2 separate regions of the Mus musculus genome follow, and region 2 is linked to region 1. A link is a loop called in an ENCODE intact Hi-C map of the cell type or tissue named here. Cell type or tissue: left cerebral cortex. All regions are shown on one strand. Each heading gives the region's core, and the rest is flanking DNA. Links, peaks and the distances in the headings are about the cores only.

What was found. A loop is a pair of places that touch in the nucleus more often than their neighbours do. Peaks named below come from ENCODE experiments on the same cell type or tissue, not always from the same donor. Only the 100,000 strongest peaks of a DNase experiment are listed, where the experiment ranks them.
Region 2: it touches region 1 in a loop (3-fold over the local background); 1 of 42 quality-filtered maps calls a loop at or near these places.

What each region holds. Positions count from the first base shown.
Region 1 is chr4:124,656,151-124,672,691 of GRCm38, reverse strand. Pou3f1 (POU domain, class 3, transcription factor 1) reads right to left here and starts at 15,046. Exons shown (of 1, transcript NM_011141.2): 1 at 12,037-15,046. The coding sequence starts at 14,985. The coding sequence ends at 13,636. Gm38545 (predicted gene, 38545) reads left to right here and starts at 4,500. Exons shown (of 4, transcript NR_168615.1): 1 at 4,500-4,649; 2 at 6,589-6,723; 3 at 7,459-8,058; 4 at 8,214-8,398. It overlaps Gm2164 (predicted gene 2164), which reads left to right and starts at 15,205. Exons shown (of 11, transcript NR_168006.1): 1 at 15,205-15,852. In left cerebral cortex, for the core only: a CTCF peak has its summit at 9,489 (motif pointing right); DNase peaks (open chromatin) are centred at 8,226, 9,222, 9,472, 12,623 and 1 more place; H3K4me3 peaks cover 1,300 bases.
Region 2 is chr4:124,492,151-124,508,691 of GRCm38, reverse strand. No RefSeq gene overlaps it. Among named protein-coding and RNA genes, the nearest start is that of 1700057H15Rik, 14 kb to the right of the region's middle. In left cerebral cortex, for the core only: no CTCF peak of the experiment used is centred there; DNase peaks (open chromatin) are centred at 10,018 and 10,419; H3K4me3 peaks cover 405 bases.

The DNA.
Region 1 (16,541 bases), core at 4,978-12,977:
CCCGAGGACGCACCCCTTTATTATGCGTTCCTGCCCCCTCGCTGCTCAGGCAGGCAGCGGCCTTCATTAGCCAAGGAGCCGGGGTCTGTTTTGGCTGCCTCATCAGCATCAGTGAACTGCGTCCCTGCGAGATTTGATACAATTTAATTAACCTAATTAAAAGCTCTGATTGCAGAGATGATTGGGGTAGCGCCAGCAGCGACTGCATATTTATAATGAGCTGCAAGGTGTGGGACCGCAGCCAAACGCCACGCATCCTAATGAGCGGGAGCCGGGAGCCAGGGAGCGGGAGAAGGAACGTTTATTTTTGGCAACAATGCCCAGTTCCTCCCTGCCAGGGAGTCAGAGACCCAGGGAGCAGAGACCGACCTGCCCACCACTCTCTTCTGCACAAGGTGAAAGCAGAAATGTGGGCTTTTCCTGCAGGCGGTGTTGCGCCTTTGGACACCCCCCACTTGCCCGGAACTCGGTGCTAGGGTCTCTGTTTGCAGAGTGGGGGTGGGGTGGCCGGGGCCCTTCCGCTGTTTCTCTCCATCTCTGGGAGCTCGGGACCACCTTCAGAGCCGTTCTGAAGACACAAGGTCCTGACTCATTTCCAGGCTCTCCTCTTAAATTTGTAAAAGGAAAGGAGGCCAACCAAGACAAGCTCAAAGGTGAGGCGAGATGTCAGAAAAGGGGTCTGAATGTCCAAGAGTCCCAAGTGAGGATCCTGGGCCTAGAGCAGGTAGGAGAAACAGCAACATAAACTCCCTGCTCATTCTACAAGTTGGAGTCTGGTATACCCAGCTCCTGGCTCCCTCCGAGGACCCTGCCCACCTCCCCTGGACTCTCCTCTCCCACTGCCTCTGTCTAGGGGAAATCTCGGTTTGTCTGACTCAGCGCTTCCGCTGTAAATCACATCTAATAATAACGAGAGTGAGAGCTGAGGCAGAGATGCTGTGGGTGAAGGGACGCACTGCCCAGGTGTTAAGGGGGCAGGGGTCCCTCGGTGAGCTCCAGAAGCCTTCATCAGAGGCCAGGAGGGAGAAGCAGGAAGTGGCCTTCTAGCCCCCTAGTCCCTCCTGTTCTGGAGTGTTCTTTGTATGTATGGGTCATGAGCTCAGCCAGGCTGGCCCAGCCCCCCAAAACTGTGAGCACTGCCAGGACAAGATGAGATTTGTCCCCAGCCCACCTTGCAGACTTGCAGCTTTTTAGCACCCTTATCAATCTTCTCTGTGGGTTTAATCATCTCTCTGTCATCCTGCAGGGCCAGCCCTCCCCTTCTGGAGCTCTTCAGCCCCAGCCCCTCCCCCAGGCACAACCCTCTTCCCTCACCTGACACCCCTGGTAAGAGAGACACAGTGGACCAGGGTGGTTTGGCCTTACATTTCAGTGGTAAGGGCTGAGTCAGGGGCTAGCTTTAAAGAAAACATAGGACTTTGTATTGCAGAGAACTGGCAGAGAACGTGCCCTACCTGGGTCTCCATTTGACTCCATTTCAGACTGGGTAGGATAAAGCCTAAAGGTTGGCCATGACCTTCAGCCTGGACTTGAGAGACTCCTGTGCAGGTGCAGTTTATGTTCTCGCCAACCCTGGCCTTCTTGGGGGGCTCAGGAGCCTGTGGCTAGGAACCATGAGCCCATGACTTTGTGGGCATCTTGGGAAAGAGGGTACACAGGAGTCAATGGGGCCTGTGTTGTGGTCCAGGCTGGGAGCCAGGACACAAGGGGCTCCGGGGCGCGTCCCAATGCTGACGTGCAAGATGACCTTCAGGGCCATATTTCAGCCTTCTTTGCTCTCTCTTTCCCCCCAGAGCATCTGTGGAATGGGTGAGGTGGGGGGGGGGCTGGGGTCACATGATGGCATATCTGCCCCGAGGAGAACAGAGGAAAGGAGGCCCTTCCTCCCTTTGCTCCCTCTCTCAATGCCAAGGGAGGGCCCTCCTCACCACTTCTTGAGGATCATGTGAAGTCTCAAAGAGGAATGGGGTCCTGTAGGGCATCGACGATGACATCATCATCATCATCACCACCACCACCACCATCATCATCATCATCATGCTTGAAGGACTCCCCAGTGGAAGCATTTCTTTGGGAGCTTATTATGGCTCTGGAGATTCACCAGCTCGCCTGGGCTGGAGAGGGTTTTCCCCCTACCACACACAGAGGCTGGGCTCTGGGAGACAATGGAGTGTTGACAAAGCCTCAGTCCTGGTCTCACATGACCTGACCAGGGTTGTGGGTGGACTGCACGTGGCCAAGCCGCCAGAGCTGACCTTTGGTCACTGGCTAGAGAAGAGAGGAAGCCATGAGGTCTCCTGCCCACTCAGTACCCTGGGCACCCTGCCACCCGACCCCAGGAACTGCCCTCTGGGCACACACTCTGCCCTCCCACTACCTTCCTTTCAGCCTTCTGTTCCACCACGGGTGAGAGTGGACGCATTCTGAATGTATTCGTGTGTGTCCGGCTGACTGTGAGGAGGGAGCACACGTGGGCTGAATGAGAGAGAGAGAGGGAGAGAGAGAGAGAGAGAGAGAGAGAGAGAGAGAGAGAGAGAGAGAGAATCATGTCTGGGAGTTCTTCTCAATCAGGAATGAAGAAGACCTGACTTCTCTGGGGTCTAGCACCAGTGACGAGGCCGGGCTTTCTACTTGGTCTCATGCTTTGGTCTGGGTCTGGCAGCGGCAGAGGCTGGGTCTCCTGGACACATCTTGTTTCATCCAGGAGGCCAGGCTCAGTGTTATTTTCAAACATAAAAAGGGATAAAGTTGGCATGGTGGCTCACACTTTTTTTTTTTTTTTTTTTAAATTTATTTATTTATTATATGTAAGTACACTGTAGCTGTCTTCAGACACTCCAGAAGAGGGAGTCAGATCCCATTACAGATGGTTGTGAGCCACCATGTGGTTGCTGGGATTTGAACTCTGGACCTTTGGAAGAGCAGTCGGGTGCTCTTACCCACTGAGCCATCTCACCAGCCCGGTGGCTCACACTTTTATCCCAGCATTTGTGAGGCTGAAACAGGAGAATCTTGGGTTGAAGGCTGGTCTGGGTCACGTAGCAAGAACCCGCCTTGAAGTGAACCAAACAAAAACAACAACAAAAAGCCAGAAGACTTTGAGGGGGTTGTATAAGTATTGTACTCAATGAATAAACTGGAAAGGCAATGAGTGAGGACGCAGGGCATGTACACGCACACACATGTACACATACACCCTGCACACATGCACTTCAACACATATGCCCACGCACGATGCATAGATGGAATTAATATACATGGAACGTCAAGAGAGCCAGTCTGGTTCTGAAACAGGTTTCTCTTTCTTTCCCCTCTCACTACAATTCTAAGGTAAATGTAGCAATGGGTGTTGTCTCTAGAGAATCTTCCATGATGTCCCTAAGGTGTTGAGATGCAGGGCTTCAGAGGGGAGCAAGCCAGTACAAATGACTTGAGCGTGTGCTTAGGAGGCAGCCTGCCACCCGACTTTGTCTCATACCTGTACAAACATTATCGGAAAGGGAAAGTTTTTGGCTGTTGTTTGGTTGGTTGGTTTTGAGTCTTTCTTTATTGGCAGGCTCTTCTTCTTTTTGTCCAGTAGGTCCACCTGTTCAGCCTCTCTATAGCCCTGAGATCATACACAGGGATGCTAGATAGACTTGGATTAGACAGAATGGGGTGCCAGGGGTCAGCACAAAGGCCACTGGGAGAGGAGGGAGCACTTGCCTAAGATGGACTCTGGATTTTACTAGGGAGGTTTCCAGGAGCTTGCCCATCTCCTTCCCTTCTGTTCTCCCCTAACCTTTTTCTCCTTCCTTCCCATCCCCACCCTTGCCAGGATTTCTCTGTGTTGCCCTGGCTGTCCTGGAACTTGCTCTGTAAACCAGGCTGGCCTTGAACTCAGAGTTCTGCCTGCCTCTGCCTCCAAGTGTAAGGGCTGGAATTAAAGTCACAGACCACTATGGTCTGGCTCTGTTCTTTTCTTTGACCCTTGATCCCCCCCCCCCCCCAACACACACACACATCTAGTCCCATCAGATACTCAGGGAGACAGTATGGGACCAGTCCTTAGCAATGAAGCAAATGTGGGAGCCTGGTGGGGCTGGGCTGGAGGGTTGGTGCTACTTCATGGGCTGGGGTTAGGGATGGCAGAGGCTGAGGCTATGGTTAGAGCTGAGATTTGAAGTTGACATCAAGTTGAATATGCAGGACAGTGGCAGTTGGCAGGGTACACTTTTCAGTCTTGACGGGGTCCTCAGATGCTTATTTTTAGTGTCTAACGCAGATGCTCTCCTCCAATGAAGAGTGTTCGGTGTCTGCTCTCCCTTGGAGGGGCGGGACAGGTCCCCTCCCCCTGCTCCCCACAGCTGAGCAGAGCCATACATCACCAAGGGGCTGGGGCTCCCTAGATGTATTGCCCTAATACGTCGCTATAGCAACCCCACTCTAATCCTGCATTATTCTAATGTGGTCTCCTCCCCACTGTGATGTATAGCTTGGGTCTCAGAGCTGCTGGTCTCAAGCATCCTAGGGATGGGTAGGTTGGAGGTTGCCTTTACTCCCGTGGGTCCCATCTCGCTTCTCATTCTGTGCAGGAGGATCCTTTGTGAGGTTGGCTGTAGAGGTGGGGGTCTGGCCCATCAGCCTACCCTCCTGCTTACCCAGAGAAGGTAAGCAGCAGGTCATGTGTGCCCAGCCCTGGTACACGAGAGTCTGACGCACTGATTCACGCCAGGCCGCCTGGCCTGGGGACCTGGGGCCTTGGGGTTGGGGGCCAGGGCAGGACAATAGCTGCATTCCGCCTGTTAGCCACAGGCCCCCATTGTTTCTGTGGACACTGCCTGCTTGAGGGCTGCAGTTCTGGCCCTCACTCCTCCCGAGCAAGCGTAGGATGCTCCCTGGACCACTCCCCCGTGGACCATAGAGCGGTGATTCATGGGGTGGCTAGGGCATAGCAGGCTCCAGCTGTGCCCAGATTCTGGGGAGCAGGAGGGGGAGGTAACTGAGGATTGTTTGTGTCAGGGGAGGGGGGCTGAGCAGCTCGAGCTGAGTCCTCAGGGCCCTGAACACCAACCACGTCATCTCCTATCTTTCTTCTTGTGTGGGCTGCTCAGAGAAGCCCCATTGTCAAAGAAGCAGGCCCACCCAGGCTAGAGGGCAGGCGACATCCTCAAAACTGCCAAAGACCCCCATATTGCACGGGTAGGAGTTGAGGTGATGGGGTTCGCAGGGGTTTGCTCCCAGTGCGCATGCCGGTACTGACAGGGCTGGAAACAGAACGTCACCCCGCAGGGCCCTGGTGTTTAGAGGTGCCTGGCATTTTCGATAGAAAAAGGCAGTCCAGTGCTGGCCTTGAAAGAGGCTATGCTATTAGGCTGCTTCTTCCCAGTGACCTTTGAAACCCCTTACATTTAGCCCAGAACTTGACATTCCTGGGGTAAGAAATGAGAACTAAGGCCATCTAGACTTTTGCCACAGGCTGTATCAACTATAGCTTCTTTGGGGAGAGGAGGGGAGTGTGGAAAGTTCCAGCACTTGGACTCACACAACTTCGTAGATATGACAACAGGTTTCATCATTACCTTCTACACCGTTTTCTCAAACACCCTATATGGCTGAGGGGCAGGAAGGGAATGAGACAAAGCTAGAAGAGCGTGGAGGTTAGAGGCCATCAGCCTTCTTGACATTCGTTAAGCAAGAAGATCGGATGAATGGATGGCAGATGATGGGTGGGTAGCTGAATAGGTAGGTAGGTGAATGGCTGCATGCAAAGGTGGGTGGCTCGGTGAATGGAGGAGTAGCTGGCTGGAGAACGGACTGATGGATAAGTGAATGGAGGAATGGTTACTTCCTAGTTTGAGGTCCAAGGTGACAAATGATCCATTTGGTGACCCCAAATGTCTGAGGCTGGTTAACCTCTGCTTAACCTCTGGCTAGGGTTGCAGTAAAACTACTCACGGAGACCTGAAGGAAGCTTCAGTCAGACTTTTAATCTCATAGTTTGGGACTCCATCGGGTTTAGAGGCCGTGAGCCCTGCACTGAATCTTTTGTGCTAGGGTCAAAAGTGTGCCACGGCCTGCTAGAGGAGCGTCCTGAACAGGGTGGGAAAGGCGGAAAGGTTCAGGATTCAGGAAGGGTGAGTGGATATGGTCTGAGGGTTCAGGGACTTGTCTCAGGGATCAGGCCCAGATCCAGGGACTCCTGAGCAAACCTCTATCCACTCGTCCTGGCTCAGTTTAATGCCTCTGTCTGGGTGCTGTTTCTGCGAGCCCAGCACAAAGCCTTGCCACACAGGGCTTAGTATTATAGCCTCAGAAGACATGGTTGGGGGAGCAGGTTTGCCACAAATTGGAACTAGGCACTAGGCTTAAGAACTGCGCCTGTCATTGATTTTCTGGGTCCCTCTGAGAAAGGCCTTTACCATCCTTGGGCCTCAGTGTCCTCACCTGTGGAATGGGGATGGGGATTTTAGACCTAATTATCCTAGAGTGGTTTTATGAATGAAATCATTTTAGAAAGGCAGGAGTGTTAGGGGAAGCACTTGACATTTTTTTTCTGCAATAGCTCAGCATTAATACACACTGTACATATAAAATTATTTTTTACAGCTAACATTTAATGGTACTCATGATGCGGGAGGCTCTGAGTGTTCATGTTATATATCCTCTCAACTGTCAAGTCCTCACTGCAGTTCTGTGGGGCTGATGCTGTTCTTATCCTGGCTTACAGAAGAGGAAACCGAGGTATGGAGAACTTAAGGAACTTTCTGTAAGACTCACGGCTAGTGGATAGGACCATGAGGCTGAATGCCTGGGCAGATGTTAGGTCTCCATCCTTGGCTACAATGTGTTTGCTCAGTGATGTGGAGGCTTGGAGAGGGCCAAATAGGGGGACTTCCTGATCTTCCTAACTTGGCAAGTTATCCAACTTTCTTTAGCCTCCTGGGATTTATTTGATTCTGGGTAGTGGAGAGGGGGCCGTAGATTTTACCCAGTTAGCTGGCTCTAACAACCTTGATTCCCGATTTCCACGCCTGCGTTCTGGGGCTTTCCTTTTCTTGCTTTGAACAAACACTCAACATTGACTACTATTTTGCCATTGGCCTTAGCATAAAACAAACTGGGGCTCAGGAGTCAGATATAATGGCTTCTATTCCAATTGCTGGCATTTACTAATCTTGCTGCCCTGACTAAGCTAACACTCTCCTGGCTGCAGCTTCCTCTTTTATAAAATGGGGCTATATTGTGTAAGGCACTCAACATAAAGTGTAAGGTGAGTGATGGGTGTATATTATATAAAAGTGTCCTTGGAAAAAGTGGGGTCCCTGGTCAGAGGTAGAGGAACACCACCTTATGGTGTCCTTCCTTGAATGCTAACTTCTGAACCCAGGCCTCAGAATAAAACGATTTTGATTTATTCATCGTTTATGCTAAGTATTCTGAGCATTATCCCACTTAATTCTCAAAACAACTCTACAGTACAGAACGGCCATTAGCGTCACACCGGGAAACTGAGGCATGGAAACGTGAGTGAGTTGTCGGTTCAGGTCCCATAACTGTGCTCTGCCTCCCCAGTCACGGCAAGTTTCTTGGAGCTTTGATGAGGATAGACGGCAGGTGATCCACGGATGCCGAAGGGAGCTTTGCCACAGGCTGGGATGCTTGGGTAGGTCCTCCCAGCTTGGGTAGGTCCTCCCAGCTTGGGTAGGTCCTCCCAGCTTCTGCATAGAGGGAGTACTCCGTCCTCCCCAGCTCGGCTTCTGCAAAAACCCAAGCAGGGTGACTCCAGGCCAAGGGAGCAGGGACTGTGCTGTGCGAGGTCCAGGTCTACCTCGGCTCAGGCTCCCGCTCAAAGCTGAATAACCGGGAGTCCTTCAAGAAGGATTTCTGAGAAGCCATCAGGAGTGAGTCATTGACTTAGGGAGGCGATGAATCAACCGGGAGTTCATAAAACGGCAAATGAATCGGGTGTGAGAGAGCAACGGAGCCACCGCTATTCCCCAGAACCCTCCAGGGACAGAGAGCCGAGAGAAAAGAAATAAAAATAACACGGGGCCTTATGCCTGCTACAAACCCGAGGCAAGCCCTCTTTCCATGTGGGAAGATAGGGTGGGAGAGAGGGACAGGACCCACTGGTGGGTGACGTGGGGCAGAGGAGGCTCCCAGGGCGCTCTGGGATCCCTGGGTCCGGGCTGTGGGTGTAATTAGCCAACGCTCTTTTCCCTTCTTTTCAGGAGTCCTTACAAGAAAGAACACTGATTTTGACGAACACCCAAAATAATGTGAGATCAGGCTCATGCGTTATGCATGAGGTCTGATTTAACATGAACATTATTTCTTGTGTACGAGACCATATGCCTCCGTGCTGTCTCTGCAGCCTAATAAAACCCAGACCCACCCTGGTCAGGCTCAGCAGGGAGCTGTGTCCACTGCTGTGTGGATGGAGATGGGGTGGGCAGGGGAAGGGTTGTAAGCACAGTGCTCCGGGGCCCTGGGTCATTTGAGGAGAGTCCATTAAGATTCTCTGAAGAGAAGTGGGAAGCAGGGGGTGGGTTATCTACTCTTGGAGTATACAGTGGGTATTACTTCATGAAATGCTAGAGTGTGTGTGTGTGTGTGTGTGTGAGAGAGAGAGAGAGAGAGAGAGAGAGAGAGAGAGAGAGAGAGATCAGGAGCCCATGACTAGGTGAATCTGGGTTCATCACAGGGGCGCATGGGGACCTGTGCATAACGAGGTTTTACTGTTCTAGCATGACGGTGGAGGCTGGAGCTAATTGCTGTGTGTGTTTGTATATATACACGCATATGTATGTGTGGGGGTGTGTGTTTAAAAAATAAGATCACACATACATACAAACACACAGCCTAACTTTAATTATCGGAAAGGAGCAGAGAGAGAGAGAGAGAGAGATCTGGGAGGAGCTGGGGCAATGATGGTCGGACAGGGATGGATTTAGAAAGTGGTTTGCGGGGTGAATGCTTAGAAACCTGGAAAGGAGAGGGTCTGGCTAAATGTGACAGCAGATGGTAATGTGTTTAGTTACACAGTACGGGGGTCAGGTGCCTGGACTCCCAAGAGTTCAGTACCAACCAGAAAGCTGGGTCTGGGTGGCCAAACAGTGGTGTAGGTGAGGCTCTGTGTCTGTGTCTGTGTGTGTGTGTGTGTGTGTGTGTGTGTGTGTGTGTGTGTGTAAGCTGTTGAGCTGGTGAGAGGAGAGGTGGGGATGTGTGTGGGCAGGAGAGATGAAAGAGGCAGCATGTGGTAGTGGGTTTCTGAGCATGGCTGTGTGAGTGGGCAGGGTGGAAGAGGGAAAGGGATGGGACCACAAACCAGCACATTTGTGTGTGAAACAGGATTGCCTCCTTTGGGGCCTGAAACTCACCTCTGCTCTGGCTAGCAAAGCCTACCATCAGCCATCACCTTGAAGTTGACTTGGGAGAAGGGCATGCGCAACAATTAGGTCATTTTGATGACTGGGTGTCATGTCCCAGCTCAGGGACCAATAGAGGGCAGTCCTCCCACATGGAGTCTTGAGTGGCACTAGGGAAGCCCTCGAGACTTGAGAAACACTAACCGCTGGGTGAGGAACTGAAGTGTCTCTAAGCTGCCTCTAACCTGAAACTCTGGGAAGATCCTCTTGGCTAAACTTCTGGGGGTAGCTGGGCTAGATTACCCCTCCCACTTCACCCTCTGCCTAAGTGATTCTCCTTTCTGGGGCTCAAGTCCTACTGTGAAAAGTTCAGGAAGGAAGAAGATTGGCCCTGGGTGGCTCACATTGCCTTGCTTTTTCTCTTACGCAGACCTAGAACCTGTCTAGGAACTTCCAAGTAGCTCCGAGCTGGGAGCTATGATTAGGAGTCGGGTAGACCTGTGGACACTGAGTTGAATTCTAGGGACAAAAGGGTGACGGCTTGGACTTCATACCGCGCAGCGCAGAAGCCTGTATAACCTGCGGCAGGAGATGAGGGAGAAGGGCTTGGTGCTCAAGACAGGGTGCCTTCTGGGTTTGCCTTAACGACCACAATGGCTACCTTCCTTCCTTCCTTTTCCAGCGCTAAGAGGCCCTTACTCCTGTAAATACTCTAGATCAGATTCCCAGTAATAAGATGGATTCCCCCGTACCATGTGGCTCTGGGACCAGTCATGGATTCCCACACACACAGCAGAAGACACAAATATCAGCAGGTATGTTTTCTCACGCAACCAGTCAAGTTCTACTGACCTGCTCTGTGATTACAGGAAATAACTTTGAGTGTCAAGGGTGAGAGATGGCCTCAGAAGTTCCAAGTTTGCAATGGAAGGATGCACTTCTCAGACCGAAGTCTGAGGAACTCTGGCACAGGCAGGTAGACCTACATCCAAGAAACCCAGAAGCCCACAACTGATGTGCCTTTCTTCAACTATTCTGTGGAAGGGTTAGGACTTTGGGTTCCTAGGTTGCCTGAAGCAGGGTAGAGATCCCAGGCTGGTATCTCATTAAGCCAAACCCTTGCAGTGCAGGATCCTCTCCCTCCCCCTCTTTCTTTTTGTTCTATCCCTCAGCTGCTGCTGGCTCTTGGGGGGCTGCATTGTTTTGCTATTTTTGAGTTGACTTGCTTCAATAATAAGCCCACCCTCTTGTACAAGATTAAGCAGACAATTAGGAAATCAATCAATCAATTGGTGTCAACTGGAGAGAAGAGGCCTGTGAAAGGCCTTTCCAGTTTCCCAGTTTCAAAACCTGCAGAGGCTCTGGGCTGGCAGGGCAGGGACTGGAAAGCCAAGTTTCATTTGCTTCCATATTGGGACGGCCCCATTCCCCAAGTCAGGGACAAATCTAGGGGTGGGAGAACTAGGGGGTAGGAAGGAATATGGGACGGCATCAAAGTTTTGTATGTTATACTGATGTGCCAGCCCAGCTAAAGACCACAGGTTTGGGGGTCCTGGAATACCTGACTCTGGGCATCACCCAGTCCACTAGCTAGAGCCAAGGGCTTCCCAAGACCTGGACGTGAGCGCCTTCCCAGGCACGCAGGTTCGCCTGGGCTACAACTTTCTCCCCAGCCGAACCCACAGTGCCTTCAACTTTGCTCCACAGAGTAAGAACTTTGTATTTTTCCTGAGAAGGGAAAAGAACTGTGCTATGGAAGAAACAGGAAGGGATGTTTTAAAGGGAAAAAAAAAATTATGTTGACTGGATGCTACCTTGGGTTTTGAGCTGAACTTGAGACCTGTCCCCAGTATGGAGACTTTCTGAGTGATGTGGCCACTGAAGCATTGAGAACATCTCAGAATGTTGGTTTTCCCCCTTTCAACAGCAAACTCATCTCTCCCTCCCTGCTGTTCTTAGTTGTCTACCCAGGAGCTATGACAAGCTTTTCCTGCAGCATAGTCTATGCCTCCACCACTAAGAGTGTATGGGACTGGTAGTTTGCAAAGCAGAGCTAGCTTTGCCCAAGGCAAATAGGCAAGACTCCCTCCCAAGCGGACTTAGTTCTGCCGGACTACTGAATGGACCTCAGACCGAACTTGTCAGAAGTCCAATGTATCTAGGTGGGCTTGGGTACCATTTGTTTGGATGGAGCCAATTGGGGGTAGGAAGCCCCTGACTAGGTTTCCAGTTGCCCTATAACTCTGAAACTTGGCTTGGACCCCGTTCATGGGACACAAGGTGAAATCAAAGTTAGGGGTTGGGGTGTCAGGCACGGGAGGCAAGGCTGGTAATCCAGGAAGAGGCGATCTGCTGCTTTGGCTGAGAAGAGTGTCAGCTTGTATCCAGATTCATGGCTGACCCCAGGTTCCATGTTATCAAGGGTTTTTACTATCCTAGGCCCTGGTCTGGTCTTTGAAGGCAATGGGAACAGGATGTGATTCTTGCTAGACTGTTGTACCTGGGCCAGGTGCCCAACTGCTGACCAAGCAAGCAACAGGCAGGCAGTCCTGTTACTGACCGAGAAGGAGGCTGGTGTTTCCCTTCCTTTCAGAGCCCAGAACTTCAGGAGAGGAACAGGCTGGGGACTCTCACCGCTTCCTGCAAATCAAGCCCAGCCCTAGCAGTAAAGAGAACAGGACACAGCCCTGGGGTACATGTTTATGTGAGTAATAAAATATTTACTATAACATAAATATAAAGGGAACTTCCCAGTCTACATTATTATTATTTTTTGCAATAAAGATACAAAGAGAATGGACCAAAACATTGTTCTGAAAATAATAAAAAATAAAAACAAAATTTAAGCTGAAACCTTAACAAACAGATGAAGAAATGGTGAAGGGGGAAGCTCCAAACACATCCAGAAAATAAATAGAGATGGGTCAGAAATTAGGAAACCATATTAAAATATCTTTTTCGGTTTAGTCGGGCATACAAACCCTTTAGGATGGGGAGGGAGAACAACCCAGAAAACCAAAAAATAAAAACCAAGCACAAAGTGTTTCTTCCCCCCCTGCCAGTGTGTACATATCTCACATATTTACATGGTTCCCACCTCACCCCAAATTTGGAGAATTTCTCCCCAGGGTTCCCCCAGCATCCCGCATCCCGCGGGGGCCGGAAAGAGAGCAGGGGGAAGCGGTAGGGAAACAGGCGCAAGGTTCTTGGGGGGAACGGGTTTATTTCTACAGCTAGTTAAAAAATAGTTCCAACTTTTCCAAGTTTCGTTCGTTAAGGCCAGGAGGGGCAAGGCCCGGCGGGGAAGCAGTGGCCCGCGATGCGTGCTCGGTCTTGCGGGTGGAGATGCCCCTTCCCACCCGGGTGTGCGTGGGAGCGCAGACCCTCTCTGCTAGGCCAGGAACCGAGCCGAGGGCTCGGGTAAAACGAAACGAAAAATGAACACTCAAAAAAAATTTTTTTGTTAGTTTTTTTTTTTTTGTTTTTGTTTTGCGTTCTTGAAGGAGGAGAGGGGAAGAGAAAGGGAAAATAAATTAGGCTAGATTAAAGCTTTGGCTATTTCCTGCTTTTATACACAGATGCGGCTCTCGCGGCCTCCCCTCTGGGGCCCCGATAAATACAGCATACAGCGATTTAAATTAAGGGCGCGGGCGGAGTTAGAAGGACCCCAGGAGCCGAGAGGCTCCACGAATAAATAAAAACCGTAAAAAACCAAGCCCGGAGAAAAGGTGAGGGGGTGGGGCGCGTCCAGGTGCGAGAGAAGAGGCGCGGAAAGAATAAAGTGACAGCCCCCACCCGTGACCTGCAGGCTACAGGGAGTCCGCGCCCGGGAGAGCTGCTGGGGACTCTCCTCTCTTCGTCCATTCTCCCGGGGAATCCCTAACCCCGCACCGCGTTACCTTTCGCTGTGGGGAGGCCGCTGCCGGGATCCGGCCCCGAACAGCCCAGGGGCAGGGGCGGGGGTCGTCGAGGGGATGGGGATAGGGAGCAGGCAGTGGGCACAGGGCGCCCAGAGTGAGTTGGCGCATTCTGGATCTTCCGCTGCTCTCTCCCGGGACTCGGGCGACACAGCCTCTCGGCCGCCTTTCGCCGCTCGCTGGAGAGAGGGGTCGGTCCCGGGTGTTTGGTTTTGTTTAAAAGTTTCTGAGCTTTTTTTTTTTTTTTTTTTTTTCCTTTTTGTAAAATCCAAAGCAAAACCGAATAAACAACAAAAAGAGTCCAGGCCGCGCGCGCTAACTGCGCGCCGGAGGCACCGCTGCGCCGGCGGGGAACCCAGTCCGCAGGGTCACTGCACAGAGCCGGGCAGTGTGTGGTGGTGGTGGTGGTGCAGCGCGGCCGGCGGGGGTGGCGGGGGCGCAGAAGGTGGCGACGCGCTGCCCCCGCCAGGCCCCAGCTCCCCAGGCGCATAAACGTCGTCCATGGGCGGGTGGCCCGCGCCGGCCGCGGGGGTCATGCGCTTCTCCTTCTGCCGCCGGTTGCAGAACCAGACACGCACCACCTCCTTCTCCAGTTGCAGGCTGTCGGCCAGGCCGGTGATCTCGTGCGCAGACGGCTTGGGACACTTGAGAAAGTGGCTCTCGAGCGCGCCTTTGACACCCACCTCGATGGACGTGCGCTTCTTGCGCTTGCGGCCCTGCGCCGCGATCTTGTCCAGGTTGGTGGGGCTGCCGCTGGACGAGTCGGTCTCCTCCAGCCACTTGTTGAGCAGCGGCTTGAGCTTGCACATGTTCTTGAAGCTCAGCTGCAGGGCCTCGAAACGGCAGATGGTGGTCTGCGAGAACACGTTACCGTAGAGGGTGCCCAGCGCCAGTCCCACGTCGGCCTGGGTGAAGCCCAGCTTGATGCGTCGTTGCTTGAACTGCTTGGCGAACTGCTCCAGGTCGTCGGAGCTGGGAGCATCCTCGTCCGAGTGCTCGCCCACCGACGAGCCACCACCGCCCGCGCCCGGGTGCAGGTGCGCCGCCGCCGCGTGCAGGCCGCCCGCGTGTGCATGTCCGTGTGCGTGTCCGTGTGCGCCCAGGTGCGGTGGTGGCGACGGCTCCAGCTGTGCCTCGTGGCCGTCCTCGTGCAGTGCGTGGTGCAGGCCGGGTCCCGCGCCGCCGCCTCCCGCCGCCAGCATCCCGGCCAGGCCGCCGCCGCCGCCACCGGGGTAGGCCGCCTGAGCGTACAGCCCGAGCGGCTGGGGCTGGTGACCCCCGCCGGCCCCGGGCGACGGCGACATGGCGGGGCCCAAGTGGTGCGCTGTGCCGCCTTGTGCCCATGCCGCGCCCGCGTGGGCCGCCCCTTGGTGCACCAGGCGGGCGTGGAAACCGCCGCCACCGCCGCCGTCGTCAGCTCGGCCGGTACCGCCACCGCCTGCCTTGCCGTGTTCCAGGTGCGGGCCGCCCGCCCAGTCGCCGCCGCCGCCTCCTCCCGTGGGTAGCCATTGAGGGTGCGCTAGGCCCACGGGGTGGCCCGCGCCCGCGCCCAGCCACTCGTGGTGCATCAGCTTCTGCACTTCGCGGTACGCGGCCCCCGCGTGCAGCCGCTCGGCCGCCGCTGCCGCCGCCGCGGCGGCATCGGGATGCATGAGCGGCCCTGTGCCCCCAGCTCCGCCGCCGGGGCCCCGCGGCAGATACTGCGCGGTGGTGGCCATGCCGCCCCGCGCCCTGCGCCGCCCCGCCGCCGCCGCCGCCTCGCTCCGTCTGCGGGCCCCGCCGCCGCGCTCCGCCGGCTTAAAGCCCGGACCCGCTGGGCGCTCCGGAGCCCCACCCCGCCCGCCGCCCATTGGCTGCCCGCGGAGCCGCCTCCCGCCTCCCGGCCCCGGCCTCCTCCCCCCGTGCCCGCCCGCCGCCGGGGCCTGCAACCCGGAGCTCGCTATTGGGTCTCGCTCCCGGGGTCCCGCGCGCCGGCAGTGCTGATTGGCCGCTGGGGCTTCATTCATGACCCCCACCACCACCGCCCGCGTACACATTCACGCCCCGGGGGCGCGGCCGCCACGTGGGGAGTGGCGCGGGGGTGGCACTGGGACCGCACCCCCTCCGGTCCCGGCTGCGTGGGCCCCGCTCTCACCGCAGCGCGGGAGACTCGGAGCCCGGTCGGTCCCCACGTTCCACACAAGCTCAATTTCCGCCTGCATCCCACTGGGGCGGGCGGGGGATTGCGGGCTCCGGGAGGCGCTCGGGTTCCGAGCAGAGACTCAGCCCCGCACTCTTCCCTGCGCTGCGCCTCTGCCTGCGGGCCAGGATCCCGCGAGTCTGGGCTGCAGCGAGAGCGAAGCTGCGTGGCTTCCCGGCTCGGTACCGCGCGGCTGCTAACCTCCGGGGCCTCGCCTCCTGCGGCTGCCAGGTCGCATCGCGTTCTCCCAAGGTCTTGGTTTTCCCTCTACTCCCTCTAGACTCAGCGCCACAACTAGCTGGACCTCTGCAGTCCTGAAAGTGCAGCAGGCACGGACAGATTCGGATCGGCTTGGGCTTCACGCCTCTCGCCGGCTCGCCTTCCTTTCCCTGGGCACCGAGGCCAGGTGAGTACCGCGTGGGCAGTGCTGAGCCAGGACAGTGAGCCGCTGAGCCTGTACGCGGAGATGCAAGCTCCAGGAACCAGTTGGGCTCCAGGGTTCTGGAATGAGAGAACCTCGGGGTGGAGACTGGTTCCAGAGAAAGCGCCACCAGTGGGTGGGGAATGGACACTGGGCCCTGTCCTGCGCTGCTGTAGCCTTTTCGTGTTGTTTTCCTCCCAGCTGGAACCGGTGGTCTGTCGGCAGCGCTGGTTGTGCTGGGGTTATGCCGCCCGGAAACTTGCAGAATAGGATTTGTGGACTGACTTAGGGAAGGACAGTTGGGCACCTCGGAAATCCAATGTGCAGGCTGGCAGCTGGCAGCTGGCAGCTGTCTAGCCTCCCGTGGAGTCAACTCGGACTTGTCTGATAGGGAATTGAGTTCGAGGTGTCCTTGTTGGAGAAGTGGACAGTGGGATGCGGCCAACTTCTTCATCCCTGTCCTTGTTTTGTGTCTCTCCTAAGGATCCTGAGTGGAGGGGGCCTCAGTTGGAGCTGGTGTGTGCTTCCTCAGTCTGCATGCCTCCGTACTTCTGCCTATTCCTCTGCTGGGCTTCTGTACACTGCTAGACCTTCTTCTGCTTCAAAGTGATTCAAAGATTTCTGGGTGCCGAGCTGGGGACCTAGCTAGGACCTCACTGGACAGGAATCTACTC
Region 2 (16,541 bases), core at 5,513-13,512, 160 kb after region 1:
TCAGGTTCCAATGTCACACACACTTCTACCTGTCATCACTCCTGTCTGTATGGTGATGACCTCACACGCCATTCATAACTCTCTTCCATTACTTGATAGTTGCCCACCCAAACTGTCCCCTTGGGTGGACATCTGAGAGCTATCTCAAATCTCCTGTCTCATGTCATATCCCACTGGGGTCCTCATTCTCAAGCCAGCTCCATTGCAGTCCTCCCTACCTCAGTGAACAGCAGCACCAGCATTCTAGGGTGGAATGAGCTCTTCAGGTGAGTCCTGATTCATTCACGTCAAATACTTGAACCTCCAGGAATGGGATCGGCTCCACTCTTCCGATCTGGTACAGCCTGAATGCCTGGCTATCCACCCATCATCTCCTCCTCCCCCACCCCCCGGACATCTCTGACTCTCACCCACTATCCCTGCCATCCTAGGATAAGCCACCATCATGTCTTACTGGACATAGTAGCTTCTTTATTAATCTCTCTGCTCTGGGTGAAGCTTGTCACCAGTGGCCTGTGACCCGCAGGATAGCTGGAATAATTAATTCCTTTAAATACAAGTCAGTCTTCTGTCTAGACACCCTGTAGGAGAGACACGGGAAGGGGGCTCTGCAGCCCCTGACTCCATGTGTGGCACCCGCCATTGCCTCTGCGGTCTTTGAGCTGAGTTTCATTCTCTTCATGACCTCTATTCCCTCAGACCTTCTCTGCTCAGTGCCATCTTCTCTCCTCTCTGCCCTCATCTCTGGTTTCTGTTTGTCTTCTCCCTCTGCACCTGAGATCCTGAGGGTGCAGGGTGAGATCAGACCTATGCACTCTTATTGCATGCAGCACAGAGCCCATATGGTGGAGGGGCTGGGACTACAGAGAATCTGGACACAGGGTCTGCCTCTGGAGACCTTAGTACTACAAGTCTGGTAGCCATGCAGAAGAGCAAGCTAAGTGTTTCAAGTTAAAATGATTCCAATTGAGAGAGGCAGGGAACACTTGGTGGTGGAGATGATGCTTCAACCATATACTGAAAGGTTTGGGGCTCCCAGGAAGATAGAGGAAAGGGGAGCTTCGGCAGAGGAGTATACCTGTCTGAAGGCTTGGCAGTAAAAGGACGCATGCTCTATAAAGGACAGCTGGTCAGAAACAGTTTGGGAGGGAGAGGTAGGAAACATAAGCCAAAGAGAAAGCAGGAATCTAGGGGGCTTCAGAGGGAGTCCGCCACGGGTTTCCTAATTCTTCCTGACCCTCTCCCTTCAGCACAATCGGATGTGGCATATGCCCCACTCTGGTGACTCCCCAGAGGGGCCGAAGTAATTTAATTGCCAGAAACAATATTAGCAAAATAACTATAGTGTTTGATTGAGTATAGAAAGCACAGGTATTTTCCACACTGCTAAGAAACACTACCAATTAATGTGTGCCATGGCATGAAGACCTTGGGGGAAAACACAGACCTCTCACAGACGATTGCAGCTATGTGATAATGGGTGGTACGCAGACTTCACTGAACGTCGGCCTCTGCCCTGATTCCTTCAGATACACAATATATTGGCGAGGTGTCATTGGACAAACCCCTGAGCATCCTGGAGGCAAGCACACTCTTTCCCCATTTTACAGATGTGACAACCAATGTTCAGAGAGATTAAGGAGCTCGCTGTCCAGCAAGTGGTAGGGGAAGGTCTATAAAGCACTGCCTTCCATCAGGAAATGGAGTGTGAAACGTGGAGCCCGAGTGAAAAGCCAGGAAACCAGCCATGTAACGTATGTCGGAGGCAGTGGCTTGATTTATTTGGTGGTAGGACTTGCCCTGGCTGTGGTCCAGCATTAGATGTCCCTCATGGCAGCATTTTAGACCAGAGGCATGTCTTTCGTGGCTGGGCTGACCCATGCTTCGCTTTCCATTCTTGGAAAATCTCAGCCACATAAATGCCCTAGGAATTTCCTGGTTTTCCCAAAGGGATCAAACTCACAGTCTCCATCTGCCCAGGGTCCCCCAGTAAACCCTCGTAGCCTTTAAACCCCAGTGCTCTAGAAAAGGCTGAAACCAATGGGTTAACTTGCTTTCCCTATTAAATATTTACATAAACACGCTTGGGAAGGTGTGTGTAAGTTATCAATAATGCAAGGCCAGCCTAGGTTCGGTGAGAGCTAAGAGACCCAAATTGTATCATCATAATCCATTATTCACATATAATGCGTCTATTCTCCTCCATTAGTGCAGGCAGGAAATGCCCCTGAGTGCCGGGCAGGGCTTTGGAAAGCGCAATAAATGGTGGATAGACACATGGCTGGTGGGCGGCAGCTGTAGTTAAACAAGTGTAAATTAGTGCCCAGCCTGGCTCCTGCTGCATCCGGAGGGTGGGCACAGGCCAGTAGGGAGGGGGTTAGAGGATGCTGGGATTTGGTTATCAATCCCCATAACTGCATGACTGTGTCTGGAGCCTTGGAGGAGCCCTACTGCTGACCACGTGGGAGGCACGGCTTAGGCAGGGGGAGAATCTCAGCTGTGCCAGTGAGCAGCAGCCTGGGGTGAGAGGGAGACTGCTCTGAAAGCTGGGCCCACGGTGAGCCATGGCTCCCACCTGCAAAACCAGAGAATCTCCACCTTACAAAGTTGCATGCAGTGACCTGAGGATGGAGAAGTGGCCAGACCCTGGCACCTAGGCAACCCTTAGAGACTGAAACAACATTGTACTTGCTGTCAGGCAGTTTGTGAAGTAGGGATAAACATGGACATTTGGGATCCAGAGGGGCGGGGAGCAGAGGCACAGCTGGGAAAAAGGACATTCAGTTTTCATTTGCTCAACTTTGCTTGTGGCTAACTGGTCTTCTACCTCACTGCCCACACAGAGGTCAGTCCCCTGGGCTTTAGAGGCACACACAAATAACACTGTCCTGACTCTCTCCTCCATTACCAACACCTCATTCCCCTGGTGCTGCAGATACATAGTCCCGTGTCTACACTTGTGTGCGTGTGCGCACACATACATACACACACACACACACACACACACACACACACACACACACATGCACACTCACACACACACAGAGGTGCATGCTCATGAACCGAGTTCCCTTATTCAAACCTTCTGTGTTCTACCATCACAGATATCTGGATTTTTTTATCCCCTCTCATATAAGCTGTGCCAAGGGACACAAACCATTGGCCGTGGCACTAGGTGGACTGGGTCCTAAGGTTTATACAACTGTCACAGCAGGCTCCCGTTAAATCTGGACACAGAACTTTAGCAACTTTGACCTTATCCCGTTGTGAGCCTGTGGACCCATTTCCCTAGGCTAGACCAGTTCTTTGCTAAAAGGTCACCTCCCATGAGACATCTTCCTGGGAAGATGCTTGCTGTCTCCCATTCTCTACTGGGTTTTTCTTCTCATCACACACAGCACTGCCTGCCTCTTCTTATGCACTAATTATTTGATTATCTGCTCATTGTGTGTTTCCTTGACCTGAACAACAGTCTGTAAGAGCCCAGATCCCACCTGTCCTGTCACTGAGGGTCCCTGATGCCTGTGTGATGTGTTTTTAAGGAGAGAACTAGATTTTTTTTTCAGAGTTAAATCTAACACACACACATATTGTGCACCTGCTGCATGCCTGTCATTGTGCAGGATTCCTTGTATAAGCTACTCATTAAGCCAATCCCATAATGGCGTCTGCTCATGTATAAGGGCTGTAGACAATGTCAGGAACTTGCCATTATGTGGATACTCCAAATCCTCTCTCTTGCCTCTGTTGGGCCAGGGGGCAGCCGAAGACCTACAGGGCTCAGCGGTAGAATGATTTTATATCCTGACATCGATTCTCAAACTCAAGTGTTAGTTAGGCAAAAATGGTTGTACTGGGCAGCACTCAGAGGCAATTGAGATAGAACTCCGTGTAACTCTTGTGCCAATTTTAGAAACTACTATGCATTATAAAATTGTATTAGCTGTGTGCTTTTAGGCAAGATACTCACTCTGAGCCTCCGCGGTATATGTACCTATTAATAGCTACCTCGTAGAGTGTATGGGTTGTCTATGATGGACATGGCAGGCATTGGGTAAATTTTTGAAGCCTAGTTTCAGACTACAGGAAAGTGAGTTAAACTCCCGTGCCTCAGTTTCTCCACCTGTGAAGGTGAGCTATTGAATCAGGGTGAACCCTATTTGTGTCCTGCCGTGAAAGAGGTCTGCATGCTGAGTCCAAGCTGCCCAAAGGTGCAGTGTTTAGAGGTACATGTTGTACATGTAGTAGCGAGATTTGCCGTCTGGCAGGCGTGCATGTCCTTGGCACACGGAGGAATCATAGCACGGTTGTTGTTTGTGGGGCGGGAGTCAGTAGATGGTCAACTAAAACATTTGAAGATGTCACAGGACATCCTTGATAGAAAGGTTTCTTGCCTACTTTATCAGAAACACAAACTGTGCAGTTATAGATGTGTGTGTGTATGTGTGTGTGTGTGTGTGTGTGTGTGTGTGTGTGTGTGTGTGCATGATATATGTGGATGGGTAAATAGTGGAGGTCAGAGGTCAACATAAGACATCTTTCTCTATTGCTCTCCACTGTATGTTTTGAGACAGTGTCTCTCATTGAACTTGGAGCTCACTGATTGGCTAGGCTGGCTGCCAGCAAGCCCCCTAACCCCTGCTGTCTCTGTCTCCCAGTGTCTAGGTCACAGATACATGCTAGTGTTCTGCTTTTTTGCATAGACGCTGGAGATCTAAGTTCAGGTTCTTATGCTTGTACCGCAAGGACTTTACCCACTGAGCCCATCTCCGCAGCCCAGCAATTAGACACTTATTCATTCATTTAACAAGTAGTCACCGAGTGCTATCATATGCGAAGCACCATTTTAGGTAGTAGAGAAAACAAGTCAGGCACAGTCCCTACTCATATGGAGCACATAGGTTAGTGGCCATAATGATTTTTAAAAATCCCAATAGCCATCTTAACGACAGGAATAATGACTTCCATTAAAAAGGCACATTACACTGTGTCAGGCGCTGGCTTTGTGCTTCATACATTGCACTTTACTGAACCATCACAGTGTACCTATTGAGTTAATATCCTCACGTTAGAGTTGAAGTGCTTGTCTTAGTTAGGGTTTTATTGCTGTGAATAGATGCTGTGGCCTCAGCAACATTGACCTGGGCCTTACTTACAGTTCAGAGGATTAGTCCATTATCACCATGGTGGGAAGCATGGTGGCATGCAGGCAGACATGGTACTGGAGAGGCTCTGCCATCCCAATCCAAAGGCAGCAGGAAGAGACAGTGAGACACTGGGACTGGCTTGAGCATCTGAGACCCCAAAGCCCACCCCCAGAGACATGCTTCCTCTAACAAAGCCACGCCCACTCCAACAAGGCCACACCCACTAATAGTGCCACTCCCTATACAGGGGGGGGGGCGTTTTCATTCAAACCACAGTGCCTAAAGCTCAGGGAGAGTGTGCAGTGTCTCCACAGTCACAGAGCTAGTGAGTGGTGAGCAAGAAACTTAACTCAGATCCATCTGTTTCCACAGCCTAACTGCGGCCTTTTTCTCAGAAGGAAATGTCTGAGACAGGAGTCTGGGAGTGACGACCTGAGGCCTTCCACAGGAAGGACAGTGAATGAGGGGAAGAGGAGAGCGTGTGTCCCAAAAGCCCCCTGTTCAGTCCACAGTGTGTGGAGCCTCCTTACAGCTATGGATGGCAGGGATACTGGCCATGGTGAGCCGCACACAGTCTCAGCTCAGTGTGTAGGGGACAGTGAGTGAGAGGAAGGACTGGCTTGGGGCTAGCCTGGGCAATGGCCTGAGCTGGTGGTGTTGTGACATCTTTACTGTCTAATTAATAGAGTCCTCAGATAGCAGGCATAAGAGGCAGCACTGAGGTTAAGGGCCTAGGAACCAGGAGAAATAAATAGACTTCTCCAAGGGAAATGTGGATCCCAGACAAGGTGCCTACCCCATAGTCCACTGAGGGTCTATGACGCAGGCAGGCTTAAGTGTCCCTTGGAGCTTTCTGGGGACAATACATATGGTCTAGGGGAAGGGCCTGGATTGTTCCTCTCAATCACTGTTTTGGAGAAGTAGATCTGAGAGAGATCCCTTGACAAAGTGGTGACCTCATTGAGAAGGGCCTGGAGTTTGAGGTTCCAGCCACCTCTGTGTCCCTAGTAAGGTGTCCAAAACTAGGGGACAGGAATCCCAGGCTGACAATTGTGCAGCCAGCTCCCTATGTCCGCTGTGATTCCCCTAGAGCGGGATCCCAGGACTTCCTGCCAGGGCTTGGTGGTCCAGAAAGCTGCTTGATAGGAGGAAGTCTGCTCTAGGCCTGGAGTCATCAGGGCTGGCAGTCTCTGAGTAAAGATGGCCAGGGAGAAGCGGAGAGCAAGTTCAGACAAACTTGGAAGAAGGGTTTGCTGAGGAGGAGCGAGAACAGAGTATCCCTGAAAGGACACACGTCAGATGGTTGCTGGGCTCTGCTTAACCTCTGTGCACCAACAGATCACAAGGCAGCACACAGAAGGAAATGCATACCCATCTGGCCTTGAGTTTGGAGAAGCTGGAAGGGGCATCCAGGAGGGTCTGCTCATGTAGGCCAGAAGATCGCTACACTTACAGCAGCAGTGGCCGCACCCATGTAGAATGAGAGCACAAAGCTCCACTTCTATGTTCAAATTCTCCCATACCTACCTATGGTGGCCACACCAACCAGATCCTCGTGGTGAAAGGAATTCTGGGAAATGTAGTTTTAGCTTTGCCTAATGAACTGCCATATGATGTGGCTAAGTTCTAGACCCGTGAGTCTCAGTTCGTTTACCTATATTGTGAATGAAGTCAGCAGCAAATCCTATTGCAAGGCTAAAAACAAAAACACACAAGCAAGCAAACAAAAACCTATCCTGGTATAGGGGAAGCAGAGGCAAGTAGATCATTTAAATTTGAGACCAAATTGACCCACATAATGAATTTGAGGCAAGCAAGGGATATCTATAGAGAGAGCCTGTCAATGTATATGTATATGTATGTGTATGTGTATGTGTATGTGTATGTGTATGTGTATGTGTATGTGTATGTGTATGTATATGTATAACAAAAACAAAAAAATAAAATAAAATAAAACAAGAAAAAGAGACCAAATAAAAAACTGAAACCAAAAAAGCAGCTTGCCACAGAAACAAAAACTTCAAAAAGGGAAACAAAATAAAAAAAATAGGCAAATAGCCACAGTGACCTCCCTTCTCCCTTTTGTATGCAAATGACAATGGTCTCCTTGAAATAAACCTGCTAGTGCCCAAGGCCACAGGACCACCACATGGATGTTGTCAGGGCTGGGACAGGGCTCAGTGCGCTCAGCAGGCTTTCTAGCTCAAGGTCAGCTTTCCTCAAACTGCTGCCTGTCTGAGGTCAGAAAGATGATTGACCAGGGGGCTCTTCCTCTGGGAGCTGTCTAGACTGAGGGGACAAGCTGCTTAACAGTATGGAGACCTGGGGGGGAAGGGGGACAGATTCTGTCACTGAGGAATGAACTTAGACTGTGGGGAAGGACATCCAGAGAGAGAGAGGAGCTCTGAGATGCCACATGCACAGTGCACTTGGGTCGTGGGAGGGGACAGGCTGAGTGATCATCTAGGTTAGGGCAAGTGAGAGAAGGGTGTGGCGAAGCCTTAGTTTGCTGTGGTGTGCTTTGAAGCAGAGACCAGTGAGGCTCAAGACTTCAAAACTGGGGGAGCAACCAAACAGGAGCCCCTGTTTCGGCAGTGGGTGTTCCTCTAAGAGTTTCTGCCGGCTCCTCAGGGTGAGTGCGCAGCTCCTCAGGGGTTAGCGGCATTCTCTGTCTACACTGCATACGTCTGAACCTGCCTGGAGAGCTTGCAACACTCATTGTCCTTTGCTGGTTCTTGTGCTCCAAGCTGGACCTCTCTGATTCCCTCTGCTCAGGGAGGGTCCTCTGGTCTAGAGGCTGTCAGATGAGACAGGCTTTTACCAGTGGACAGGACCGTCAAAAGGCATTTCCAGGTAGCCAGAGCAGAGTGGCTTCCCCACACAAATCAGCAAAAGCTACAAAGGATTTCCCTACATTTTATCCGTAAAGATCTAACATTCCGTCCTAAAAACCAATGGGCTAATCTCCTTCCATCTTCTGCCACATTGTTAACATTTTTTTTTCTCTCCCCAGAACTTCTTACTAGTTCCCATCTCTCCCAGGTCCTTTGGGAACTCCAGATTCTAAGCTTCATTCAGTCCTTTCATGACATTAGCATCCCTTTCCAACAATGTCCTAGGATGAGGCCCATTATATCCCAAACAGGCTTACTGAGTTGGTGCTCCTTTTCCTCTAGGGAGGCTGTTGGGTAGCCGCTTCCTAGAGCCTTCTCTCATACTGAATTGTAGTATTCAGGAGGAACTCTCATAAGACTCAGGAAATTCCTGAAATGTACAGGATCGACAAAACCTGGTTCTAACTTTATAAAAGTTTTTGTTTGTTTGTTTTTGTGTTTTTGGTTTTTTGTTTTTTAAATGTTGGAGGGAGGAGGCTCTCAGTGGAACTTCCTACAGGTTATGGAAGGAGAGCTTGGGATACAGTTTTCATGAGTAAGAGAAAGACCCAGACTGGAACAGATTTTCTGGTCAGATCAAATATCTTTGTGTCAGCCATGCTTTTCGAAGTGACCCCTCATCTATGCTTCTTTAAGTAGCCTTATAGATACATTGGTGCAGTAAGCTAGGCTTGGGTGGGGTTGCTTCTTTGGTTGGTTCTTAGTGCCCTGTGTAAGGTAAATAGACACTTGCTTATGTCTCCACAGGAAAAGGATCATATACACATGTGCAAGTGCACACACAGTCACACAGATACACGCACATCTTTAATATACAATAAATCTATACAGATATATTTTTCTTCCTACTATACAAGTAGGAGTCACCAGATAGGTCTGTGGACATTAAGTGTGATAATTGAAATACTGACAACAATACAGAAAAACTTTTCAGGTCACATATTGAGATTTTTGTCAGTGCTGAGAGTTCTGTAGACGCCTACATCTCATGTCTAGATGTATACACAATGGCAAAGTCATGTTGCCTGTGCTAACCACAGGATATGCCTTGATTCCCAGCAGTAGAAGACGTGAGATAATCCTCAGAATGTGTTATATGTGCTGACTTAGAAAGATATTCATGACATTGTTAAATGAAAAATTGCAAATAAGTTATGTGTATATGTACACACATAAACACACGTACACAATTTTTTTTTGAGACAGGAACTCTATATAATCCTCCTGTCTTGGAACTCCCTATGTAGACCAGACTGGCCTCAAATTCACAGAGATCTGCTTGCTTCTGTTTCCTGGGATTTTATCCGGCTTGGCTTATGTATTCATACATACCCTCCACACCAGTTTTGTTTTTGTTTTTGTTTGGTTGGTTTGGTTTTTCAAGACAGGGTTTCTCTGCGTAGCCCTGGATGTCCTGGAACTTGTTCTATAGACCAGGATGGCCTTAAACTCACAAAGATCTGCCTGATTCTGCCTCCCAATGCTGGGATTAAAGGAGTATATTACTCCCATCCAGCTAAATTCAAGATCTCCTGTCTTAGCCTTTTGAGTACTGGGGTTACAGGTTTGTGTCACTATGGCCAGTGAGACATTTTTTTTAAAGCCTTAAAGTCTATATAAATGTGTGTATGTGTGTTTACAGACATAGAAAAATCTCTAAAAGGGCAAACTTTAAACTGTTAGTGGTAGCAATCTTAGGGTTACATGACTATGGAGAAAGGGAACATGTTTCCCATATTTCTAGGCTTGCATTTCATACCATAAGCGCATATGGTTTATCTACATTTTTACATCTATGACTTCTAAAGAATGTTTAACATGCAATGCCAAGGACAAATGGTAGGATTCAAAATGCTTATACACGGTGGTCACGACTTGGCAGAAGCAGGAACCCAGGGAGAGGATGTCCTAGAAGAGTCAGGAAGCTACAGAGTGGTGTCCAAGGAGAATTCTCTCACCCTTCCAGAAAACTGGGGCATCTTGAATTTCTCCTAGTACCTCCTCCGTTCCTCCCCCAGCCTGTGTTCCCATCATTTAGAAGTGGCAGTGGGTATCAACTATTCAATTATTTTCAAATAGTTGAGCCTGGATCTGGATTGAATAAATCACATTGATGCCAATTTCCAGGGAAGCCCTTTCATATTTTATGATTCGCCCCCCACCTCTCCCCTGCCTGCCTTGTGCTCCTGTTAATGAACCAGGAGACTGCGAAGGCTGCTCGGACGTCCCCACTGTTAAACCCCACGTGGAGATGCGGCTGCAGAAAGCACTGTAGTTCTGGGTTTTTTCCTTTCCCTCTTCGACATCCTGGGGAAATTGATATGCAGGCAGGATTACGCTTTGTTTAAAGCTCAGCCCTGGCTTCTGAAAGAATACATTATCCAAATCGGCGCATGCGGTTGAAATTCTGCAAAACTCACTCGTGTCACTTGTGGCTTGCCAATGAGATGTCCAGCCAAGTCTCAGGCAGCACGAATGCTCTGCGCGAGAGAGAATAACTGTGGAAACTTACCCAGGAGGCACTGCGGGAGTCAATCATTTATTGGACTGGGGATGCAAGGTTGGCCGGGCCAAGTACCTCTACTACCCATGAGAACACTGATGGGCCACTAACGCCCAGTCAGGGGACTGTCTCTGCTTCATTCCCCTTTCCTGTTTCTTTAAAATTAAGATTTGTTTAAAGATCAGATTGAATGGGGACATGGAAAACAGAGCCCCCAATGCCCCACCCGTTTCTTTCTTTTTGTGAACTGATTGTTAAAGAATTAGTTCCATTTTGGAGGGTGGAGTTGTGGGAACACAAGAGTCGGAGCTAGGCTTAACCATGTGACTTCCAGCATCTCTGTGCATCTTGTCTGTCAGGAGGAGAGTCAGAGGGAACCCACTCATTGGTGACAATTTGGGACCACTGAGGTTTGCCCCACTTGCTCTTTAAATGTTAGGGTTTTAATGATTTAGGAACCAAAAGAATAACTAAGGAGCCTAGCAGTCATTATCTCAAATAATGAGACTTTTTAATGCAAAATCAATGTTTGTTATAATGAAAATAGATTCCTCAGCTCCTGCAGGGCCAAATGTACAAATCTTTTTCTGCTGTTAAATAAAATGTGACGGCTCATTTTCAGGACGGTGGTGAGCATTTTTATTCAAGAGTAAAAATAAAATGTCAGAACTTATTTACTTTTATTAAGTGCTTATTCGCAATCAGACGCTCTGATCAATATCTAATTGGAGGTGGGGAAACAGAAAATCATTTTCATGGCAACTTGAGAGGAAGAAAGGAGGAAAGGAAGAGAGGAAGGAAGGAAGGGAAGGGAAGGGAAGGGAAGGGAAGGGAAGGGAAGGGAAGGGAAGGGAAGGGAAGGGAAAAGAATGAAGAGAAAGCCACTTAGTATAATTTTAATTACAATAGCAAATGCTCTTCAAGTGGATGCTTCATGTCCAGCCTGAGTTCTGGACTCAAGTTTTGTCCCAATATAGTAACCTGCTGTGCAGTGACCTTCAATGGTCTCTTTGCAGGTGATGAAACTGAGCCTTCTAGAAGACAATAATTGCCAGGGTTTCTGGTGAGGCAACACTAAGTCTGTCTGAGCACTGAATCCTAGCTCTTGAGCTACCTGTCCATTTTCTCCATACCTAACCCCACATTTGACATTTTTGTTTCATTTTAAAAACACTTACTTACTTATTTATATAAGTACCATAGAATTCACATGGAATTCAGGTGGCATCCTGCAGTAGTCAGGCCTCTCCTTCTGTCATGTGGGCCTTGGGGACGACTCAGGAGCAGGTGCCTTCCCTGAGCCATCCTACAGCTGTTTTGCTAGTTTGTTTCATGAGTTTGACCTTTTGAAACAGGGTGGGTCTTGTGCTTATTGCAGGCTGACTTCAAACGTGGGATCCTTTTGCCTCAGCATCTCAAAGACAGATATTACATGCCCAGCATTTATGCTTTCTTTCAATTAATTTGTGTTTGTGTGTGCACATGTGTGCATGAGTGTGTGTGTGTGTGTGTGTGTGTGTGCGTGCGCGCGCGCGCGTGCATCCCTGCAGTGTGTATGTGTGTGCATGTGAATATCCCTTCCGTGTGTACCTGTGTACATCCCTGTAAAAATCAGTTTTGGTTTCCCACTTTGTTGAGACAGGTCTCTCTTTCTGCAGAGGCCCACAGGTCAATCTGATGGAGGCAATTAGTGGAGGTTTGCTCATCCGGGGAAACTTTATATCAAGTTAACAAAATGTACCCAGCACATTTTGTGACATTCTCAGTTTATGTGAGAAAACTCTGTACAGAGAACTTCCATTTTTAGGCTCACTTCTCTGATGTAGTGGATCTGTAACCTATCGGGAAAGACCGAAATGTTAGAAGGGAGTTGAAATTCTAGCCTTTTGCTGGCTACCGAGTGCCTTGGGAAACCCTCCACACCCTCTGTGAGAGTCTAGATCTCATAATGATCTTTGATTTTAAAATGATATCACTTCAAAGAAGAGCCTCTGGGTATGAACCACATGTGTACATGGATGCCAACGGACAGTCTAGGGTGTTGTTCCTCAGGTAGCATCTATTTATTTCTTAAGACAAGGTCTCTCCCTGGGACTGTTTCCACTATCCCAAAGATGGGGCTACAGATACATATACCACCACTCTGCCCTTTTTATGTGGATTCTGGGTCTTGAACCCAAGACTTCTTGTTTGTAAGACAAATACTTTACTGACTAAGCTTTTTCTCAGTCCCAGGAAGAACCTTAGTGATAGACTCTTCACCTGGAAGTGTAAGCAGAAAGAAACCCTTTCCTCCTCAAGCTGCCTGGTAATGGTACCTGTCTTAGTCAGGGTTTCTATTCCTGCACAAACATCATGACCAAGAAGCAAGTTGGGGAGGAAAGGGTTTATTCGGCTTACACTTCCATACTGCTGTTCATCACCAAAGGAAGTCAGGACTGGAACTCAAGCAGGTCAGGGAGCAGGAGCTGATGCAGAGGCCATGGAGGGATGTTACTTACTGGCTTGCCTCCCCTGGCTTGCTCAGCCTGCTCTCTTATAGAACCCAAAGACTACCAGCCCAGAGATGGTCCCACCCACAAGGGGCCCTTCCCCCTTAATCACTAATTGAGAAAATGCCCCACAGCTGGATCTCATGGAGGCACTTCCCCAACTGAAGCTCCTTTCTCTGTGATAACTCCAGCTTGTGTCAAGTTGACATACAAAACCAGCCAGTACAGTATTCCATCACAGCAAAAGAAACCCTAACTCAGGCACCACAATCCTACCTCTTACCACCCCTATGAGGTCATTTCTGTCATTATTCACATCTGCATTTAGCAGAGAAAGAAGCCACGAGTTTGATTTATGAAGCTACTTACCTAAGGCCATAAGTAAACAATGGAGCATAATTTGGCACCTGGAAGCCTAAATTTAAACCTCAGCCGTTAATCACGTTTTTACACCTGTTACGGTGCAAGGCCTATTGACTTTCACCTGCAAACCCCATCTCAAACCCAACTCCTTGTCACCTCCATGACTACAATTCTGGGTTCAGATTCTTCCAAGAATCTTTGAACTAGTTTCTCCCACATTTATTCTTGCTTCTCTATCCTTCTGTACCCACACATTCTTAAAAAAAAAAAAAGCAATCTGTGGGATTCCTTAAAAAAAAAAAAAAAACAACCCATCAGCTCTATTGAGATACAATTTACATACAATAAGTTTCTTTGGTTTTAAATGTACAATTCAGTGAATTTTGACAAATGCAAACAGTCAAGTTCACACATTCAAGATATAGAATGTCTCCAAGGATATGTGTGTGTGTGTTTAATAAACTTGAAATCAAAAAATGTCACTCTTCTGCCCAGCATGTTCAAAGGGTTCCCATCTCTCTTAAGTGACAGTCAACATTCTTACAGTGTCTCCTGGGGTCATGATGAAAGACAGGCTGTTGTAGGTTTGCAAAATGATTTTTTTTTCCCCTAGGGCACGAAGGAAGACTCTATTTGTATTCCTTGCGTATAGGTAGGAATGTGTGGCTAGCTCCGGACATTAGAAGTGGTTAGCAGCAATGTCTACACCTTTCAGACTTGGGTCTACATCCTTAGAAAAATGCCTGATGTTTCTCTCCTGCTTGATTCAAAGTTCCCAGGGAGTATGTTAAGTTTGAAGAATCTTAGAGCTACTTAGAAGTGGACTTTAATAGGGTAACAGGCAGGCAGCCTCGAACCTGATGAAATCTGAGGTCTATTCATGAATTCTAGATGAATTCTAACATCTGAACAATTTGAAGGCTCTACTTACCCTGGCCCTTGCCATAGCTTGAACCCACACACTCCACAACAGCCACACCCTTTCCCTTGCTCTTCAAATGCCCATGGGAGTTGTGCTTGATGCTTGAGGCAAGTTCAGTATGGGCCCATCTGCATCCCAAGATCGTCCTGTTCTAATTCTTGGCACCTGTGCATGTTACCTACAATCACAGAAGAGACTGGAAGTATGAATAAGTGAAGGGCGTTGAGATAGGAACATGATTCTGGATTAGCTCAGCGGGTCAATGCCATCACAAGTGTCTTCATACAAAACAGGAAGAAGAGATTTGACCACAGAAGAGAAATCTTGTGACACTAAAGACCAGAGCTGTAAAGAACAGCCAAGAGCCAAGAAATGTCAAGTGGAGAATGTGGCTTCCCCTGTCGGGGGCTCCAGGATGAGCCAGATGACTATCACCTTGATTTTACTGTTGAGAGACTTGCTGCAGAATGGCAAGAGCACTGTTTGAAGCCACTGCATTTGGGCTCGTTTCTGCCCAGCATCAACGTAAAACTCATTGAGTGCTCCTGTGGTCTGAAGTGCTCCTCCCTTGGATAACTGGGAGGCTTCCACTTACCTCCTTTGTGGCCTTGAGTGTGCATTTGTCACCTTCTTAATGAGGGGCTCTCTCAGTGCCCAATTTAGGAGAGAATGCTGGAGCTCCTCCCTCTCCAGGGACTGTGATAGGCATTGTGCATACCACATGTTTCCTGAGTTCATTTGCGTATGTCCTTTCCTCATTAGAACATATATTCTAATAACACAGGCTCCTCACTAGCTCTGGCCATTGCTCCAGCTCCTAGATCAATATGTAGCACACAAGTCAGCCTGTAGTAAGTACCTGCTGCGTGAATATATAAATGGCTAGATGACTGAGATGGGAAATGCTTGGGTTTTTAGGTATGCACTCTTGCACTGCCATTTGAAGAGGGCTGATGCTCTTTTTTTCTAGGTGTGGTGTAGGTACTTGGGTGAGATCTGAGGCCTGGTGGTCTCAGCTCCAAAGTGCTGCACACTTGAGTCAGGAAGTCAACTCTGGTTTGTCTTAGTTACTGTTCCACCACTGTGATAAGATGCCATGACCAAGGCAACTTAGAAAAGAAAGCATTTAATGTGGGGCTTGTGGTTCCCCAGGGTTAGAGTCCATGGTCATTATGGTGGGGAGCTTGGCAGCAGACAGTCAGGCATGGTACTGCAGCAGTAGCTGAGAGCTTACTTCTGGAGACAACAACCACTGAGAGAGAGAGAGAGAGAGAGAGAGAGAACTAACTGGGAATGAATGGCATGGGCTTTTGAAACCTCAGACCCACCTCCAGCAACACACCTCCTCCAACAACAAGATCACATCTCCCAGTTCTTCTCAACCATTCTATCAACGGGAAACCAAGCATTCAAACCTTTGAGCCAATCAGGGCATTCTCAACCAAATCACCACATGGTTGCAGATGGAAATATGCAGAGTAAAGTCGGGCTCCAGGAAGGCCTGGCTGGGAGCTCAGAGGGGAGCAGGCCAATCTTGGGAGAGGGACATTTGGAGGGGGTGGTAAGGATATGGACTGAGAAGGGCACGGGGTTGTCAGGCAGAAACTGATGATGGAGATGAGGTGTGTGTCCCTTTCACAGAAATAGAGACTGGGTTAATTATGAGATGAGGGATGGCAAGGTGCCAGATAAAGAGAGACCTGGGTATCTTGCCAGTAGACTTCATGGCAGGGAGTAGACAAAGAGGAACAGTAAGTATTACAGGAGAAGCATTGAAAACCAGGAACAACTTAAGTGTCAGCTGGCCTTAGACAGTCTCTACTTCTCTGCAGCCTCTCCCTAGTGTACATTTGTGCAGGTGGGTGCTCTGTGCAAGCCCTCAGAGCTGGCTAGTCCTAGTTCTTGAAGGTTTCCTACAGATCAGCACCCTTTGACCAACATATTACTGGAATTTTTGTCTCTCCCACTCTAAAGTGGAGGCTGGACTCCTGGGGACTTCAACATCCAGAGTGAGGAAACTGCTTCTGAGTGACAACATAGCTGAAGAATCCTTCTGACCCAGGGAACCAGCATGGGTCCTTCTGGAAATGCAATCTGGTGGGCAACTCAGACAGTCTCAGCATGACCAGTTTTCACATTGACAGAATCACTGCTCGGCCCAAACATAGTAGCTTTCAGACACTGTATAAAGGGGCTTGTCTACTAAACATGCCTTTAATC